Regions from separate parts of the Homo sapiens genome. Here region 1 is linked to region 2. The links are chromatin loops, found by intact Hi-C in ENCODE. Cell type or tissue: CD4-positive, alpha-beta T cell. All regions are shown on one strand. Each heading gives the region's core, and the rest is flanking DNA. Links, peaks and the distances in the headings are about the cores only. Region 1 overlaps METTL16 (methyltransferase 16, RNA N6-adenosine). Region 2 overlaps PAFAH1B1 (platelet activating factor acetylhydrolase 1b regulatory subunit 1).

Region 1 (10,864 bases), core at 1,262-9,261, 190 kb after region 2:
TTTTCATTTTTTAGAGTTGAAATTGTCTATATTTAAGGTGTACTGCATGATTTTTATTTTATTTTATTTATTTTATTTTATTTGAGACTGGGTCTTGCTCTGTTGCCTGGGCTGGAATACAGTGATGCGATCACAGCTCACTGTAGCCTTGACCTCCTGTGCTGAGTGATCCTCCTGCCTCAGCCTCCTGAGTAGCTAAGATTATAGGTGTCTGCCACCACATCTGGCTAATTTAAAATTTTTTTTTGTAGAGACAGGGTCTCTTTTTGTTGCCCAGGCTGGTCTTGAACTCCTGGGCTCAAGCAATCCTCCCGCCTCAGCCTCCCACAGTGCTGGGATTACAGGTGTGAGCTTCCACACTCTGCCCTCATTTAATCTTTAGCTGATTCCACAGTGGTTTCTAACTCTACCACTACCAAAGCAGCTCTTTAAAAGGTCTCCAGCAGCCTCATGTCACTGACTCTGATTTTCAGGGCTCCGTTGCCTTCTGAGCAGCAGGTCACTCTGCTGGTTGGTTTATCCTTCATGGATACCCTCTTGCCTTGGCCTCCTCAGCACCACACTGGAAAACTGGTTTTCCTTCTTCCACTCTGGTGTTCCTTTGTCTCCTTGTGGAACTTCCTCTGTAATGACTGTGCATACAGCTATTAAAGGAGTTTTCAAAGCTTGCGCCGCAGCTCTCTTTCCTTCGCACTTTATATTTTCTCCTTCATCGCTGTTATCCGTGCCAGGGCTTCACTTGTTTGTTTGCAAATCACTTACATGTTTATTTCTACACACCTCTTCTCTGGGCTCCATCTCCGCTTAAATGTCTCAGATGCAGCTCAGATTTATATTTCTCTTCAAAAACGGTTCTCTGCCAGAGTTACTAACTTCAGTTAGGGTGGCACCGCCTATCCTGTTGAGCAAGCTAGAACCTTGGGAGACTCATGTGAAACACAGCATCCCTTAGCTCACATATCATTTCGTTGCTAAATCTCACAGATGTTCTCTCCAAAATATCTCTAATTCCTTTCACTTTTCCCTATCTCTGCCATTGCTACCTTTATCTAGATATAGCCTTTTTTTTTTTTTTTTTTTTTTTGAGACAGGATCTCACTCTGTTGCCCAGGCTGGAGTGCAGTGGTACAATTTCGGCTCACTGCAGCCTCCACCTCCCAGGCTCAAGTGATCCTCCCACCTCAGTACCGCGCCCTACTCCCACTCCCCCGCCTAGAGTAGCTGGGAACACAGGTGCATGCCACCACACCACCACACTGACTAATTTTTGTATATTTTATAGAAATAGGGTTTCACCATGCTACCCAGGTTGGTCTCAAACTCCTGGACTCAAGCCATCCACCCACCTCAGCCACCCAAAGTGCTGGAATTACAGTTGTGAGCCACCACACCCAGCCTTTATCTAGCCTCTTAACGCAGGTATAGCAGTAGCTTCCTAATTAGAGCCTTTGCTTCCACTTTGTTCCAACTTTATTCTATACCATACCTAAATCCTTAACATAGAATATACTTTTATCAGCTGGGTGCAGTGGCTCACACCTGTAATCCCAGCACTTTGGGAGGTCGAGGCGGGCAGATCATGAGGTCAGGAGATTGAGACCATCCTGCCTGACACGGTGAAACCCCGTCTCTACTAAAAATACAAAAAATTAGCTGGGCATGGTGGTACATGCCTGTAGTCCCAGCTACTCGGGAGGCTGAGGCAGGAGAATTGCTTGAACCCGGGAGGCGTAAGTTGCAATGAGCCGAGATCTCGCCATTGCACTCCAGCCTGGGTGACAGAGCGAGACTCTGTCTCAAAAAAAAAAAAAGAGTAGTATCCTGGTGTGATTATTAATAGTTTTTCTTTCACTTTCAGAAAGTTTCAGACTGGACATGATAAAATTATATGGTCACTCTAATTATAATGCCCTACGTAATCTGGAACCTGCCTTCCTCCCCAGCTTCACCTTGAACTATATACGCTTACTTTGCTCTCTGCATTTGAGGCACAGTGACTGTCTCTTAGTACCTGGAATGCTCCAGAAGTTCTGCCTTAGGGTCTTTGTACTTGCGGTTTGCTTTACCTAGGACCCTAGAATGCCACGTTCCCTTCCCTTCGTTCCTTCCTTTGTGAATTTTTCTTCCATTGTCAGTTCTTAGCTTAGTTGTCTGTGCAGGGAAGCCTCCTCTGACCTTCCTAAGGCAGATCCACTAATTAGGGGGGGTCAGTAGTATCTTTTACCTGTCTTTTATAGCATCTGTCGCAGTTATAGTTTTACAGGTATTTAAGTGATTTCTGGATAATACCTATCCTCCGCCAGACCGTCCGCTTCAGAAAGGGAGGGATTGTCTGTGTTTGCTTACTGCAATATCCCTAGCATTTTGCGTAATACCTGGCACATAGTTGACACTTAATAACTATTTGTTGAATGAATAAAGGAATGCATGCCAGCTGTCACAGTTTCTTAAAAATTCTGACCTATTCTGTATACCTCAGTTGAACAAAGTAGTGCTCAAAATAAACATTTTTATATTTCACTTTTAAAAGTAGAGTAGCCAAGTACCCCAACTTTCTTTACAATTCTACTGTTTACAATTGAGTAGAGCAGTGGTCTCCAACCTTTTTGGCACCAGGGACCAGTTTCACGGATGACAATTTTTTCATGGACCTGTGGTGGGGGAGGGGTGATTTCGGGATGATTCAAGCGCATTACATTTATTGTACATTTATTACGTTGTATTATTTCATGTAATGAAATAATTATACAACTCACCATAGTGTAGAATCAGCTTGTTTTCCCGCAGCTTGTTTCCCCTCAGCTAGACGGTCCCATATGGGGGTGATGGGAGACAGTGACAGATCATCAGGCTTTAGATCCTCAAGGAGTGCTCAACCTAGATCCCTCGCATGCGGCGTTCCCAGGAGGGTTCACGCTCCTGTGAGAATCTAATGCTGCGCTGATCTGACAGGAGGCGGAGCTGAGGCAGTAATGTGAGCAATGGAAAGTGGCTGTAAATTCAGATGAAGCTTTGCTTGCCTCTCACCTCCTGCTGTGCGGCACAAGTCCTAACAGGCCAGGGACCAATATCAGTCCATGGCCCAGGGGTTGGGGACTCCTGTAATAGAGGGTGCGGCCCATTAGCCTGTGAATTGTATAAGGCTTGCAGTTATTATTTATTGCCCATATTAATCTTAAGAATCAGATCCATTTCATATGAAAACATGGATCACTGGTTTTGTTTGAAAGTATTAGAGAGCTGGCAAAACCGGGCTGGCAAATCCACACAACATTAACTACTTAGAGTGGTGGTCACCAGGCGCGGTGGCTCACACCTGTAATCCCAGCACTTTGGGAGGCCGAGGCAGGCAGTATGCCTGAGGTCAGGAGTTCAAGACCAGCCTGGCCAACATGGCGAAACCCCGTCTCTACTAAAAATACAAAATTAGCCGGGCATGGTGGTACATGTCTGTAGTCCTATCTACTCAGGAGGTTGAGGCAGAAGAGTCGCCTGAAGCCGGGAGGTGGAGGTTGCAGTGAGCTGATATTGCGCCATTGAACTCCAGGCTGGGCGACAAGAACGAAACTTCGTCTCAAAAAAAAAAAAAGAACAGAGTAGTGGTCATAACCTTTGAAATGGTCATTTGTGGCATCTGGCATAGTGCTACTAAAAGTGGTTATTGAACTGGCTGCTTAACCACAGACTATTTGTTACTGTCCACAGAGATAAGGACCTTGTGCCGTATGTTTAGGTTACCTCACATTTCTTTGGTTTAATTGACTTTTTAATGTGTTGTTTACATTCTGGCACAAGCTCTTTATCTTGTCAGGGACTGGCATTTTGAGTAGTACCAATAGCTATTCCTTATAAATATTTTGAAACCCCTGATTTTCACAATTACTTTGAAATGCCAGTGCAAAATAGCAATACTTTTGTTACTATTTACTGCCCTTAGATAATACTCTTTATCAAGCTTATTTTATAAGTAAGTTACTAAGTTTCTTTAATAGAGATTTTTCTGAAAACTTTTTTCTCCTCAAATTCCTTTTACCATGAAATTTTACGTTTGAGATATTAAGCCTTTGAACATAGACATGGGATATTTTTCCTTTTGTGTGTTTAGCAGTGAAATTTAGTTAATAGGTCAGGCTACCATTCTCGAGTTAAAGACACGAATGTGTTTGAATGCCTTAGCATGGTACTTAGATGTGAACTTCTTCGTCATATGTAAAACTTGACTTTCATTCCTATGTCATTGAAGGAAATGGAATTGGCCCATTTTTCTCACACACTTGACTGATTTCACAGGAATAAAATATTCTCGTTAGAAGTAAAACTGAAGTGCTTATAGATTTTATACCTTTTTATTGCTCATCATTTATCTTGTTGATCCTGAGTTTATACTGCTTTTAGTCGAGTAAGAAATACAAAGATAGTGCAAATCTTTTTTTTATGTGAAAATTGATTGAGGCCATTGCGTGCTATTGAGTAAAGCAGAAATGTGTTCGTGGTTGTTGCCCCTGGATTAACCCTCTTTTATTAGCCCCCATAAATGACAAAATTAATACATATCCAATTCTGATGTCTAAGAATAAACTTAATACCCCTTTAAATAGACTTAATGTATTTTAATGAGACTTTTAATTGCTAGCATATATTTATGCAATAAACTTCTGCTTCCACTGTCCTATAGAAGCTGTTCTTTAAAACCAACACCCACAGAAATGGAGTCAGTCACTTTTTAAAGTTATTATTCTCTTGACCTCCATCAGCATTTTATATTTTTAACCCATTCTACATAGTTGCTCATTTAATCCTTTTGATCCAAAAATTAAGGTTGTCTGTTGTGAAATAACTCCTATTTTCATTTTTATTTGTAGTTGTCTGGGATACTTTTGGTTAAGCTTTTATTTTCAACCTTTGGATCATTTTGTTTTAGCCGTAGTTTTTGTTTAAAACAGTTTATTGTAATTAGTTGGTTTTGTCTTTTGTAATCTAATCTGAGAGTATTATGAGTTTACTATTTACATTCATTTCACATTCATTTTATATCATGCTTTGTTCTTGCTGCTTTTTTTTTTTAACACTATATGATCTGATTTTCACCTACCTTTCCTTTACTGCCCCTGATTTTATTTGATTATATTATTTATCTTCATTCTTCTAGTGTTAATATTATTATTATTATTATTTTTGAGACAGGGTCCCACTCTGTCACCCAGGCTGGAGTGCAGTGATGGGATCTTGGCTCACTGCAGCCTTGATCTCCTGGGCTCAAGTGATCCTCCTGCCTCCTGCGTAGCGGGGACCGCAGGCTCACACAACCACCATACTCCACATCCAGCTAATTTTTGTACTATTTGTAGAGACGGGCTTTCGCCATGTTGCCCAGGCTGGTCTCAAGCTCCTGAGCTCAAGCAGTCCGCCCACCTCGGCCTCCCAAAGTGCTGAGATTACAGGTGTGAGCCATTGGGCCCAGCCAGTTTATCTTCCTAAATGTGTGCTTCTATCTCTGCTACTTAGTTTATCAGCCTTAAATGAAGTCTTTTGACCCTGTGTATAAAAGCTGAGGCACTCCCTCTCCATTTCCTGTTTCCTGTCCCGAATTTTGATTATGTGTATGTTGTCGTGGTTTGTAAACACTTACATTTTATTATGTAGCCACGGTTCACAGGTGTTTTCATCTTAGCTCTCTGGTTAAAATGGCTTAACTGCTCAGTGCCAGTTGTTTTGCTATACAGTAAGTCCTCAGTTAGTGTTGCCAGTAGATTCTTGGAAACTGCGACATGAATGAAATGATGTATAGCAGGTCCTCTAATAACGTCATTTCCTTATAAGTGATGAGAAAAAAATTGATTTTGTTACGTATGGTTTCGCTTAAAGTCAAAGAACCTATTGTCAATGTTAAGTGAAGACTTACTGTAGTTCCTTAATTTATCTCAATTGATTAACTTTTTCCATTAGGAATTTCTTCACAAAGAGCTCGTGAAAACTCTACTCCTTGAGTTCCTGTATACTCAAAATGTTTATCTGTTGTCATTATAATCAAAGTAAGTTTGGCTGAGCATAAAATTGTGTCACACTTTTTTTCCTCTAAGGGCTTTGTAGTCACTGTTCTTTTGTCTTTTACTATTGAATGGTGCTGTGTGGACATCTAAAAGCAGCCTCATGTACCCTACTGCGTCCCTAACCCCAAAATCAATTGTTTAGCTTACTTGCCTAGATATCTAAAGGATTTTTTTTTCTTGTAAGCCTTAAAGTCTGGTAATTTTTTTAGGTGTTGGTATTTCTAATTCTGTATCTTTTCCTGGGAACATAGTGAGCCTTCTATTTCTGGAAAGTTACCTTGAATCATGTCTTTGAATATTTCTTTATTCTAATCCTTTGGTTCTCTTATTCAGAATCCCCAGTTATCTGCAAGGGGGTCTTCATTATTAACCTCTCTTATGTTTACTACTTTTTCTTTACTTTTTAAAACTTCTTGCTCCTTTCCATTTCATTTGTTTATTGAGATATAGTTCATATACTATAAAATTCACTCTCATAACTTGGTGGTTTTTAGTATATTGACACGTGTACAACCATGGCCACTCTCTCCTTCCTGAATTTTGTTTAATTGTGCCTGCTTTTTTGGGTCTTGCTTGCTGTATCCCTTTCTCTTCTTCTCTGTATCGTTGAAGCATATAATACCAGTTTGTTTCATAATTAGGGGTATTAACTTTGGTCACTTCGTTAAGGGGGTATCTGTCAGATTTCTTCATTTTACTGTTATTTTATCCTTTCATAATCTGATAATTGATATCATTATCAAGGTAGTTGATAATTTGTGGGGAAGTACGTTGTGACTGTGTAAATATCCTGGGTTTTTTTTTTTTTTGTCATTGTTTCTTTTTTTTCTGAAACATGGTCTCACTCTGTCATCCGTACGGGAGTGCGGTGGCTTCATCTAGGCTCACTGCAACCTCTGCCCCTTCCAGGTCCAAGCAATTCTGCAAGCTCAGCCTCCTGAGTAGCTGGGACTAAAGGTGCATGTGCCACTATGCTTGGCTAATTTTTGTAATTTTTGATAGAGATGGAGTTGCACCATGTTGGCCAAGCTGGTCTTGAACTCCTGACCTCAAGTGATCCATCTGCCTTGGCCTCCCAAAGTGTTGGGATTACAGGTGTGAGCTGCCGTGCCCAGCCCAATATCCTGTTTTTCAACAAACTTTTACTCATTATTTTTAGCATCCATTGATAATTCTTAATTGAAACAATTATTAGCATGGCGATTGCCAAATGTAATTATCTAACTCTTTCATTACTTCTACATTTAAGGATGGACTCATGTATTTTATTCTATGGTCTATAATCCTTTGTTAGCCTTCTTCATTCACATTGACACAGATTTGGCCAAAGGGAGCCCCATCAAGCAGGGTCTAGTGTACTTCTGATTTGTTTCTATCTTCCTTTCAGCATGTCCTGTTTTCTAATACAATAAAATGCTTCGGGTTTATCTTGTACTTCCCTTTCCAATTCTGGAATAACCATTTATCCAAGGAACTCCGATTCCTTTGGGGAGTGCTATTTGGAAACCAAGGTCTGGCACTCTAGGTATGCTCGTAGCGATGGGAGCGTCATTGCTTCCAGGCTCTGGCTGTGTCTCTTCAGGGTCCACTATAGTCATCCTGTTTCTGTCTGCTGTAGATTATATTAAAGCTTCATTCTTCATCCCTTCCATTTTCCTCCCTATAAGTTAGTGTCTGGAAGCATTCTTAGAGGTCAGACGAAATCATTATATTCAGGTATGGAATGCAATTTTTGTATAGATAACAAATCTATATTCATGAAATCTGATGCTGCCCATCATCCATCTTTTTGCAAGGTCTTTTCCTGTGAAAGGTATGTTTTTTCTTTTCTTTTCTTTTTTTTTTTTTTTTTGAGACAGAGTCTCTCTCTGTCACCTAGGCTGAAGTGCAGTGGCACAGTCTCGGCTCACTGCAACCTCTGCCTTCCGGGTTCAAGCGATTCTCCTGCCTCAGCCTCCTGAGTAGCTGGGATTACAGGCATGCGCCACCATGCCTGGCTGATTTTGTATTTTTAGTAGAGTTGGGGTTTCTCCATGTTGGTCAGGCTGGTCTCGAACTCCCAACCTCAGGTGATCCACCCACCTCAGCCTCCCAAAGTGGTAGGATTACAGGTGTGAGCCACCGTGCCCGGCCAGTCCTTTACTTTTATAGGTGGAGAAACTGAGACCTAAGAACTGAAGTGACTTACGTCCATGGCAAATTGATTGCAGAGCCAAAAGTGGAGTCCAGATCTCCTAACTTCCATACTAGAACATTTTTGCTGTGGGGAGTGGAGAGAGATTGGGTTGATGGTACCTGCCTGAAGTTTCCATGGTTGCTGGGTGGAAACAGCACTCTTCCTTCTGTCTTGGCACTCAAGCATCCCGATGGACATTGAATTTTTCCAATGATTGGTCATTTGATGACCAGGCAGGGGAGCAGAAAAGGAGATAGTACAGACCAGAAGCTGTTTGAGGATGTGTTGTTGCCTGACCAGACACCTTGAGGCCAGAATTCTAAGTAGTTTCAAAACTCCTCCCTTTCATACCCCATCTACTGACTTTCTGCTTTCTTCAAAATGCTCTGTTGGCCAGGTGCAGTGGTTCACGCCTGCAATCCCAACACTTAGGCTGAGGCGGGAGGATTACATGGGCCCAGGAGTTCAAGACCAGTTGAGGCAACATAAGGGGCTGGGCCCTTTTCTCTACGAAAAAAAAAAAAAAAAAAAGCTTAGTGTGGTGGTATGCACCTGTAGTCCCAGCTACTTGTGGGGCCGAGGCAGGAGGGTCACTTGAGCCTGGGAGGGTGAGGCTGCAGTGAGCCATGATCACACCGTGCATTCCAGTCTGGGAGACAGTGAGGACCTGGCTCAAAAACAAAACAAAACAAAACAAAACCCACAAAAACCAAAAAAGACCCTGCTCTGTTTATAAATAAGGTCTGTTGATATTCTTTTTTAATATTTTCAGTTTAGCAGTATTTTGACATCAACATAGTTATATTGGTACAAGTTTCTTAAAAGGTTAAATACAAATATATCTTATGATCCATTCCTGACTGTCTACCCAAGAGCAGCGAAAACGTATGTCCACACAAAGACTTGTATGTAAATGTTCATAGCAGCATTGTTCGTGATGGTCAACAATCCATCATGACCGTGATGGAAACAACCCAGATGTTCAGGAACTGGTGAATGGATAAACAAAATGTAGTCATTCTTACTATGGAACATTATTCGCCCATAAAAAGAAGTGAAACACTGACAAGTTACAAAATGGATGAACCTCACAAACTTGTGTTAAGTGACCAGAAGACCTCATTATGATTTCAGTTACTTGAAGTGTCCAGAAAAGGCAAATCTATGAAGACAGAAAGTACATCAATGGTTGCCTCAGGCTAACGTTGGAAATGAGGAAAGACATGCAAATGGTCATGAGTTCTGCTTTTTGGGGTGATAGGAGTGTTCTAAAAGTGGGTTTTGGTGATGGTTGCACGACTCTGTTAATATACTAGAAACTATTCAATTGTACACTTACAGGTGAATTTTATAGTATGTGAATTATACTTCATAAAGCTTTAAAAAGTTACATTTAAAATTTGATGTCTGTAATATTTGTCATATTTAAGTATCTTATCCTGTGTTCATATTAAACATTTTTATACTGACTTCTTTCCACTTTTAAGTAGGATTTTCAAGGAATGCTAATGTCAGATGATGTTAATGGTAAGAGTAAAAACAGCTAGCATTTGTAAAATAGTTATTATGCACCAGACATTATGCTAAGTACTTCTCAGGTCATCTCACAGTAGCATTGTGATATTGGTATTACTGTCCTCATTTCACAGCAGAGGAAACACTTTCATAGAGGTAAATGACTTGTTCAAAGTCACACAGTGAGGAGACGACGAGACAGGAATTTGAGCCGAGTCATTTAATCTCTGTGCTCCATATACGGATATGCAGTGTTTTTGGTGGAGGATTGTACTGATTTTCATAAGCTGTGACTGTGTGAAACACTCGTGTATGTGCCACTGGGATGAGTGCTCTGTGTAACTGTGTGTGATCTCCCTGGGAGGTTCGGATGGGTATTTGGTTCTGCCTGTTTGCCGTAGAGCTTGTACAACATAGTGAATCTTACTAATCAGTTTTACTTCCTTTTCTTTATTCCTCAGCCTTAATTTTAAAGACCCCGAAGCAGTCAGAGCTCTGACGTGTACTCTCCTAAGGGAAGATTTTGGACTTTCTATTGATATTCCATTGGAGAGACTAATTCCCACAGTTCCCTTGAGACTCAACTATATTCACTGGGTAGAAGATCTGATCGGTCACCAGGATTCTGACAAAAGTACTCTCCGAAGAGGAATTGACATAGGTATATCATTTTAAATTCTTTTTTGGCTAAACAGTTTTCATAAGTTTTGCGAGATCAAATTCTTTGTAAACTTTTCTACTGGGTATTTGTTGTTGTACAAAAGAAGCTGGCTACAGATACAGGTTGAGCATCCTTAATCCGAAAATCCGAAATGCTTCAAAATCTGCAACCTTTGAGCACTGATGTGTTGCTCAAAGGCAATGTGCGTTGGAGCGTTCCAGATTTGGGGGTTAGGGATGTTCAGCCTGTAAATATAGTGCACATATTTCAAAATCTGAAAAAAAAATTGAAATCCAAAACACTTCTCATCCCAAGCATTTTGGATTAGGGATCCTCAGCCTGCATTACCGTTCTTTTTTACTACACCTGGCCTTTTCTCCCACTGATTTCTCTTGAGAAGGGATTGTCAGTCCAAACAGGGAGCAAGAGGTTAAGGGAAGTACAAAATGAAAATGAGGCTCT
Region 2 (9,148 bases), core at 1-8,000:
CGTACCCAGTTATCATGACCCACCTTAAAAACAAAAAAGTTATTTGACTCAGTAAAAGGCAAAATGTTTAAATAGCATCTATTTCATAATACGATAAAACTATACATACCAAAAACATCAAAAGACCAGAAGAAAATAAAAGTCTAGGGGATTCTAGATTAAAGGAAACTGAAAACTCATAAGACATGAGGAGTGAATATAACGTACGATCCCTGACTGGGTCCTGGATGAGGGTTAAAAAGAAGTCCCGCAGGGCATTATGGAAATAACAAGAACAAATCTCAATATGTAGTCTATCAATGGTAAATTTCTTGAGTGTGAATAATTTTATTTTGGTTATTTATATACTATCCTTGTTCTTAGGTGGTTCATGCTAAAATACTTGGGGGTAAAGTGTTACGATGTCTGCAAAGAACGCTCAAATGATTTCAGCAAAATATACACACATACATGAAGGAAAACCAACAAATGGTAACTAAGTGAAGGATATACAGGCATTCACTATATATCTATATATCCATCCATCCATCCATCCATCCATCCATCCATCCATCCAATCATCCAATCATCCATCCATCCACCCACCCACCCATCTATCTATCCATCCAATCATCCATCTAATCATCCATCTAATCATCCATCCATCCATCCATCCATCCAATCATCCATCCATCCATCCATCCAATCATCCATCCATCCATCCATCCAATCATCCATCCATCCATCCAATCATCCATCTATCCATCCAACCATCCAATCATCCATCTATCCATCCATCCAATCATCCATCCATCCATCCATCCAATCATTCATCCATCTAATCATCCATCCATTTAATCATCCATCCATCTATCCATCCATATTTCCCCTGTCGCAGCAGTTCTGTTCTTGCAATTTATCTTTAAGGACATGCCCAGAGATTTAGTTAGCAAAGATGTTCACAAAGCATTGTCTGTAGATCAGTGTAGAAGAGCATCTAACAACATAAGCAAGGATCACATACTTTCTAAATTAAAGGTTTGCTACAAAGCTACCTTAAGGGGCATGATACCATTTTTATAAAAAATAGCACATTCATCTACACATTAAAGAAAAAGGCTTAGAACTGCACAGTTGAACATGGTAGCTACTGTCCATGTACGCCTACTTTAATATATAATATTAAGATTACATACAACCAACAATTCAGTTCTTCAGTCTCACTAGCCACATTTCAAGAGTATAATAGCTGCATGTGGCTAGTAGCTACCACGCTGGATAGTGCAGTTATAGCACAGCACTGCAAAATTTTGTTTTGTTTTAAAAAGAGACAGCAACTCTGTTGCCCAGGCTGGAGTATAGTGGCATGATCACGGCTCACTAAAGCCTCAAATTCCTGGGTTCAAGTAATCCTCCTGCCTTAGCCTCCCAAGTAGCTAGGACTATAGGCATGCATCATCATGCATGACTAATTTTTAAACTTTTATTTTGGTAGAGACAGGGTCTTGTTATGTTGCTCAGGCTGGTCTCAAACTCCTGGGCTCCTCCTGCCTTGGCCTCCCAAAGTCCTGGGATTACAGGTGTGAGCCACTGTGCCTGGCCAAGAGTATGTTTTTCTTGTTTCTTTTCTTTTTTTTTCCTGGAGACAGAGTCTTACTTCACTGCCCAGGATGGAGGGCAATGGTGCGATCTCGGCTCACTGCAACCTCCGTCTCCCAGGTGCAAACGATTCTCAAGCCTCAGCCTCCCGAGTAGCTGGGATTACAGACGTGCGCCACCATGCCCGGGTTTTTTTTTTTTTTTTTTTGAGATGGTTTCACTCTTGTTGCCCAGGCTGGAGTACAATGGCGTGATCTTGGCTCACTGCAACCTCCGCCTCCCAGGTTAAAGTGATTTGCCTGCCTCAGCCTTCCCAAGTAGCTGGGATTACAGGCATGTGCCACCATGCCTGGCTAATTTTGTGTTTTTAGCAGCGATGGGGTTCCTCCATGTTGGTCAGGCTGGTCTCGAACTCCCAACCTCAGGTGATCCACCCATCTCGGCCTCCCAAAGTGCTGGGATTACAGGCGTGAGCCACCGCGCCTGGCCACGCCCGGCTAATTTTTGTAATTTTAGTAGAGACGGGGTTTCACCATGTTGGCCAGGCTGGTCCTGAACTCCTGACCTCAGGTGATCCACCTGCCTCAGCCTCCAAAAGTGCTGGGATTGCAGGAGTGAGCCACTGCGCCTGGCCTGCTTTATTTTAATTATATATCATCTTTTCTTAACAGCAACATGGTATAGCTGAACTCCGCTCAGAATACTACTAGAGGAGAGTTTCATTTTCTTTTTATTTATTTATTTATTTATTTTTTGAGGCGGAGTCTCGCTCTGTCGCCCAGGCTGGAGTACAGTGGTGCCATCTCCGGTCACTGCAAGCTCCGCCTCCCGGGTTCACGCCATTCTCCTGCCTCAGCCTCCCAAGTAGCTGGGACTACAGGCACCCGCCAGGATGCCCGGCTAATTTTTTGTATTTTTAGTAGAGACGGGGTTTCACCATGTTAGCCAGGATGGTCTCAATCTCCTGACCTCGTGATCTGCTCGCCTCGGCCTCCCAAAGTGCGGGGATTACAGGCGTGAGCCACCGTGCCCGGCCGAGAGTTTCATTTTCTAATCAGTTCTTGAAGATGCTTCCACATATGTCTGTCATATCCTACAGAGAGACAATCACTTCAAGGTATCATTAGCACCTAAAAAATCTCTAAACAAATGTGGATGCCAAATTATAAAAACTACTACTAAACAAACATCCACAGATCTCCTTGGAACTCCTTTAGGCACATAGGAATGTCCACAATCCCTTACTAGTATTGACATATCTTTCTATGGAAATACAGATGCTCCTAAATAAGCCAAATAAACTAGATCATGTGAGCAAGGAGGTATAACAGTTAAAAGGATTCATATAAATAAAGTGAAACAGAGAAACAAACATCTTCAACAGTGAACAGGTCTCTAAGAATGCTGCTTTTTCTCCGTAAGAGATATTACACATTTGTTTTATTTTATTTTTTTTGAGATGGAGTCTCACTCTGTCGCCCAGGCTGGAGTGCAGTGGCACAATCTCGGCTCACTGCAAGCTCCACCTCCCGGGTTCACGCCATTCTCCTGCCTCAGCCTCCCGAGTAGCTGGGACTACAGGCGCCCGCCACCACGCCCAGCTAATTTTTTGTATTTTTTGGTAGAGACGGGATTTCCCCAAGTTAGCTCGATCTCCTGACCTCGTGATCCACCCGCCTCGGCCTCCCAAAGTGCTGGGATTACAGGCGTAAGCCACCGCGCCCGGCCGAGATATTACACAATTTTTAAAGATACAGTGAGCTAGCAGCATCTCCCCCTCAAACACCGACTGGCTCTACAGATTCTTTATAGAATCTGCATTCTAGAGAAATAACTTTCACATCACTATAACAACAACAAAAGCTAAAGGAAAACTATCTTTATAAAGAAGTTATTTTAAAGCCCAGAATAATTCAGATTATTTAAGATATCATAAAGCATTAATCCAAAAAGGTATAAACAGTGAAGATGCAAAAGAAATGGTAAGATTATGCAAACTTACGAGGGTCATAAGGCACATGCCAGTACTGACATCCCACATCTTAATAGTCTTGTCTCTGGATCCAGACAGCAAGAATGGCCCAGGTTTACCACTTTTTTTAGTCTACAGAAAACATAATAAAAATTAAGTTTCCCACACAAGAAGTTAGGTATGGACTTTAAATGGCTTCTATCTAATAATGATATATATTTCCAATTTTTTTGTTGCATTTTGGTTTTTTGTTTGTTTTCAGACGGAGTCTGGCTCTGTCACCCAGGCTGGAGTACCGTGGTGCAATCTTGGGTCACTGCAACCTCCGCCTCCCGGGTTCAAGCGAATCTCCTGCCTCAGCCTCCCAAGTAGATGTGATTACAGGCACGCACCACCACATGTGGCTAATTTTTGTATTTTTAGTAGAGATGGGGTTTTGCCATGTTGGGCAGGCTGGTCTTGAACTCCTAACCTCAGATGATCGATCGGCCCACCTCGGCCTCCCAAAGTGCTGGAATTACAGGCGTGAGCCACTGCGCCCAGCCCAATTTGTTTTTATCTGTTGAAATACACAAGTCTTTCACACCATACCTATGCTACACAGGAAGGACTCAGATAATGTAAGAACAGAAGTCTCTATTTAGGTTAGGACTCAGTTTTCATAAAACCAACAGATAATAAATTTACTTTTCAAGATTTCTGTAATCACTATTTAATTTAACTTTTACAAATCCAACCAAAACCAAATTTACTTATTTATTTTTTTGATCTGGATTAGGGAATATTTATTTATTTCAAGACAGGGTCTCATTCTGTCACCCAGGCTGGAGTGCAGTGGAACAATCATAGCTCACTGCAGCTTTGAACTCCTGGGATCAAGCAATCTTCCTGTCTCAGTCTCCCTAGTGGCTGGGACTACAGGAGTGTACCACCACACCTAGCTAAGTTTTTGAAAATTTTTTCCGTCATTAGTATAGTGGTGAGTTTAAAAAAAAAAAAAAAGTTTTCTGTAGAGACGGGGTCTCGCTATGTTGCTCAAACTCCTGGGCTCAAGTGATCCTCCTGCCTTGACTTCCCAAAGTGCTGGGATTACAGGCGTGAGCCACCACACCAGAATCAAATTTATGACATACAGCATGTAACCACCACCAGAGGGCAGTAAACAGAATCTCAAAATGCAATGGGCCAATCAAAATAAAGAGAACTCACAAGAGAAGATTCATTTAGAAAAATAAGTGGGATGGGGGTAGAGGGAGAGGAAACTGCCTCCTTTGTTTATTGACATGTAGTTTTAAAAATACATGATAGGAATGCCTCTGTCAAAATCAATGTGAAGCCAGGCACAGTGGCTCACACCTGTAATCCCAGAACTTTGGGAAGCTGAGGTGGTCGGATCACTTGAGGCCATGAGTTTGAGAGCAGCCTGGCCAACATGGCAAAACCTTGTTTCTACTAAAAATATAAAAATTAGCTGGCAGGGTGGTACATGCATCCGTGGTCCCAGCTACTCAGGAGGCTGAGGCAGGAGAATCGCCTGAACCTGGGAGGCGGAGGTTGCAGTGAGCCGAGATCACGCTACTGTACTCCAGCCTGGGCAACAGAGTGAGACTGTCTCAAAAACAAACAAAAGTTTTAGACCATTCATTTTCATTCATTTATTAGAAACAGGGATCTTGCTATGTTGTCCCAGGCTGAACTTTAACTTCTGGACACAAGTGATCCTCTTGCCTCAGCCTCCTGAGTAGCTAGGACTATAGCCATGTGCCGCTGTACCTTGTAATTTTTAACATATTAATAATAAAGACCAAAACCATAAAGATCACAAAGAAATGCGTTAAAACTCCAGGCTCAGCTAGTACTTTTAAATGATCAAGAACATCAGAGGCTGCCATATGGATTAGTCTTCATTTAAAAAAACATTTATACTATCACATCTGGAATTAATTTTAAAAAATAAATACTGAACTGCATTTTACCATAAATTTATAAATAAAATCATTATCTTCATTAATGAAGGCTATTTTTCTGACAGAAAACTTTAACCTCTCCCTCAGGTTTTGTTTTACATTGAGATGATCTCATAACACTGATTTTTCTGATAAATTTTAATTCTTTAGGAGAATACCCATCACGTATCAAATCAAGGATAGGCTGACAGCAATAATCATCACTGGTTAAATAATGTAAACACATCAGCAAGCTGTGAAGAGTAGAGAATTTCAAGATTCAGAATTGCTGGATGCAGATTTTTAAATGCATTAACAGCCCTGAAACAGGGAATTAGCAAAGTTATCTAAGGACTTCAGATATCAGCAATAAAACCATGAAGACATTTGTATATACAGTACCTCAGATCCTGTTGCTTCAGAGATGGAGGAATATGAGCTTTCTGGAGCCCAGGAAATGCATTCTACCACATGCTCATGCTCTCGGAGCTCAGCCTTGCATTCCTTTGTTGCTACGACCCATACACGCACAGTCTGGTCATTGGAACAGCTGGCTATCAGAGTGCCATCTTGATTTGGCCGTACCATACGTACCCATTCTCTGTGTCCTGTGAATGTCTTCACACAGTAGCTGTCAATATAAATAATAACTTACACTGTGAATGACAATCATCAGGACACTTCCCAGAAGTGATATAAAAATATGTACTGGGATGAAGAGAATGGTACCAAGTTAGAGATGCAAGTCGACAGAATAAATGTACAATCCTGGTTAATTAAAGTAGGAACAATAAGCTAACAGACATATCATTAAGGAGCTAATAAAATCAACATCTAGAAGATAAAATATGTATAAGAAATAAAATCTTTCAAAACTAAATGCACACTTAAAAGTATTTCCAGCCATATTGGAAAAAAGCTATGCTCTACTAATCTGAGTAAAACTAGTAACTTTGTACTACAAAAATCAAGTGTAATTCTATGCACAACCAAATTCAGCCTAACAGAGGTATACCAGCACAAAGATTATTTACTTTTTGTTTTTTTTTTTTGAGACGGAGTCTCGCTCTGTCGCCCAGGCTGGAGTGCAGTGGCGCGATCTCGGCTCACTGCAGGCTCCACCTCCCAGGTTCACGCCATTCTCCTGCCTCAGCCTCCCGAGTAGCTGGGACTACAGGCGCCCGCCACCACGCCCGGCTAATTTTTTGTATTTTTAGTAGAGACGGGGTTTCATCGTGTTAGCCAGGACGGTCTCGATCTCCTGACCTCATGATCCGCCCGCCTCTGCCTCCCAAAGTGCTGGGATTACAGGCGTGAGCCACCGCGCCCGGCCAAAGATTATTTACACTTTAATTTAAACCCACAGAGAGATCACCTAAAAGAAGACCACAGAGGAAATAAGCCATTACACAGAAATGCTTCTCAAGGACATAGAGTCTCTCCTTACAATGTCTCTGTGCTCCTTTTTGGGAGACATGTACAGATCAAACTTAGTTTTAAAGTATATTTAATATGACTGTCATAATGATCATTCCGGGTTAAAGTCGAAGTGACTGCAACACCAGAACACAATTTTGTTTTTTATAAATATGTCTTTAAGCTGATGCCTTTTCTTTTTTTTTGAGACGGAGTCTCACTCTTGTTGCCCAGGCTAGAGTGCAATGGCACGATCTCGGCTCACTGCAACCTCCACCTCCCAGGTTCAAGTGATTCTCCTGTCTCAGCCTCCCAAGTAGCTGGGAATACAGGTGTGCGCCACCACACCCGGCTAATTTTTGTATTTTTAGTAGAGATGGGGTTTCATCATGTTGGCCAGGCTGGTCTTCAATTCCTGACCAGGTGATCTGCCCACCTTGGCCTCCCAAAGCGCTGGGATGACAGGTGTGAGCCACTGCACCTGGCCGCTGATGCCTTTTCAACTAAACTTACTTACCCAGTTTGCACTTCCCACATTTTTATAGTTTTATCCCTTGAGGCAGACACTATATGATCTCCATTGGGCATGATGGCTACTGAAGAAACATTGTGGTCATGGCCTAAAACACATAACAGCAATATATTATGAAGTAATATACCACCAAGAGCAATGAAACATCAATTGACCATGGGATTTTACCATGGGGTTTCACTATGTCAAAGCAAGTTCTAAATACACTGGATTTTATACAAATTGGATAAGAAACCTGGATTTACACGATAAAGTTAAAAAAATCAGTAAAACAACAACCCACAAGGAAATAGTCAACTCCATTTAGGATTAAATTTCAACCTGTACAAATGGTTTAAAAACAAAAGGCATCACGATTATCAACATTTGAATATATTCATATACTTACCTCAGTGAGTCTGAATGTTTACATATGAACGCTAGGGAAACATTTTTTTTTTTTTTTTTTTTTTTTTTTGTGAGGCAAGGACTTGCTCTGTTACCCAGGCTAAAGTGCAGTGGTGCAATCATAGCTCACTGTAGCCTTGAACTCCTGGGCTCAAGAGCTCTTCCCGCCTCAGCCTGTCGGGTAGCTGGAACTACACAGGTGTGTACCACCACATCTGGTACCACCACACCCACAACTATTTTATTTTTTGTAGAGACAAGGTCTCCATATTTTGCTCACACTGGTCTCGAACTCCTGTCCTCAAGCAATCCTTCCTGCCTTGGCCTCCAAAAGTGCTGAGATTATAGGTGTGAGCCACTGTGCCTAGCTTCTAGGTTGATATTCTAAGATATAAAAAAGATAAAGCAAATGGATACAAAAAATGGGGAATTGGTTCTCTGTTTAAAATGGTGGGCCAGGCGCAGTGGTTCATGCCTGTAATCCCAGCACTTTGGGAGGCCGAGGCGGGCGGATCACCTGAGGTCAGGAGTTCAAGACCAGCCTGGCCAATATGGTTAAACCCTGTTTCTACTAAAAATAAAAAAGTTAGCCGGGTGTGGTGGTGCTTGCCTGTATTGCCAGCTACTTTGGAGGCTGAGGTGGGAGAATCATTTGAACCTGGGAGGTGGAGGTTGCAGTGAGCAAAGATTGTGCCACTGTACTCCAGCTTGGGTGACAAAGCAAGAGGCCATCTCCAGAAAAAAAAAAAAAAAAAAAAAGGTGGTGTTGGGGGTAAAAAAAAAAAATGCATTAGAAAGAACTCTTTTTAAAGTTACAGCTAGAAGATACAGGCAACTTAAAGAAAAATAAATGATAGACCTTACGTGGCTCACGCCTATAATTCCAGCACTTTGGGAGGCTGAGGCAGATCAGGAGGTCAGGAGTTCGAGACCAGCTTGACCAACATGGTGAAACCCCGTCTCTACTAAAAATACAAAAATTAGACGGGCGTGGTGGCGCGTGCCTATAATCCTAGATACTCAGGAGGCTGAGGCAGGAGAATCACTTAAACCTGGGAGGCGGAGGTTGCAGTGAGCCAAGATTGTGCCACTGCACTCCAGCCTGGGCGACAGAGTGAGACACAGTCTCAAAAAAAAAACAACCAAAAAACAACAACAAAAAAACAGTGTTCATGCGTGGAATTCCTGTAATTATAAACTTCCCCAATGCATTTAATTTGGGACAGAGAAAACACAACCTTCAAATTATGCCCTCTAGGTAAACACAGTTTACTCATGTGTTAACGTGTTCCTTGTACAAAATCCCAACATTCAAAT

Evidence for each region. Peaks named below come from ENCODE experiments on the same cell type or tissue, not always from the same donor. Only the 100,000 strongest peaks of a DNase experiment are listed, where the experiment ranks them.
Region 1: it touches region 2 in a loop (2.4-fold over the local background); 6 of 110 quality-filtered maps call a loop at or near these places.

What each region holds. Positions count from the first base shown.
Region 1 is chr17:2,477,224-2,488,087 of GRCh38, reverse strand. METTL16 (methyltransferase 16, RNA N6-adenosine) reads left to right here. Exons shown (of 10, transcript NM_024086.4): 3 at 10,203-10,402. Among named protein-coding and RNA genes, the nearest start is that of METTL16, 29 kb to the left of the region's middle. RefSeq lists a silencer at 8,163-8,342. In CD4-positive, alpha-beta T cell, for the core only: no CTCF peak of the experiment used is centred there; a DNase peak (open chromatin) is centred at 5,697; H3K4me3 peaks cover 547 bases; H3K27ac peaks cover 1,518 bases.
Region 2 is chr17:2,671,039-2,680,186 of GRCh38, reverse strand. It overlaps PAFAH1B1 (platelet activating factor acetylhydrolase 1b regulatory subunit 1), which reads right to left. Exons shown (of 11, transcript NM_000430.4): 7 at 7,430-7,532; 8 at 5,899-6,127; 9 at 3,581-3,682; 10 at 1-23. Among named protein-coding and RNA genes, the nearest start is that of MIR6776, 17 kb to the left of the region's middle. In CD4-positive, alpha-beta T cell, for the core only: CTCF peaks have their summits at 4,493 and 4,692 (motif pointing right); a DNase peak (open chromatin) is centred at 4,696.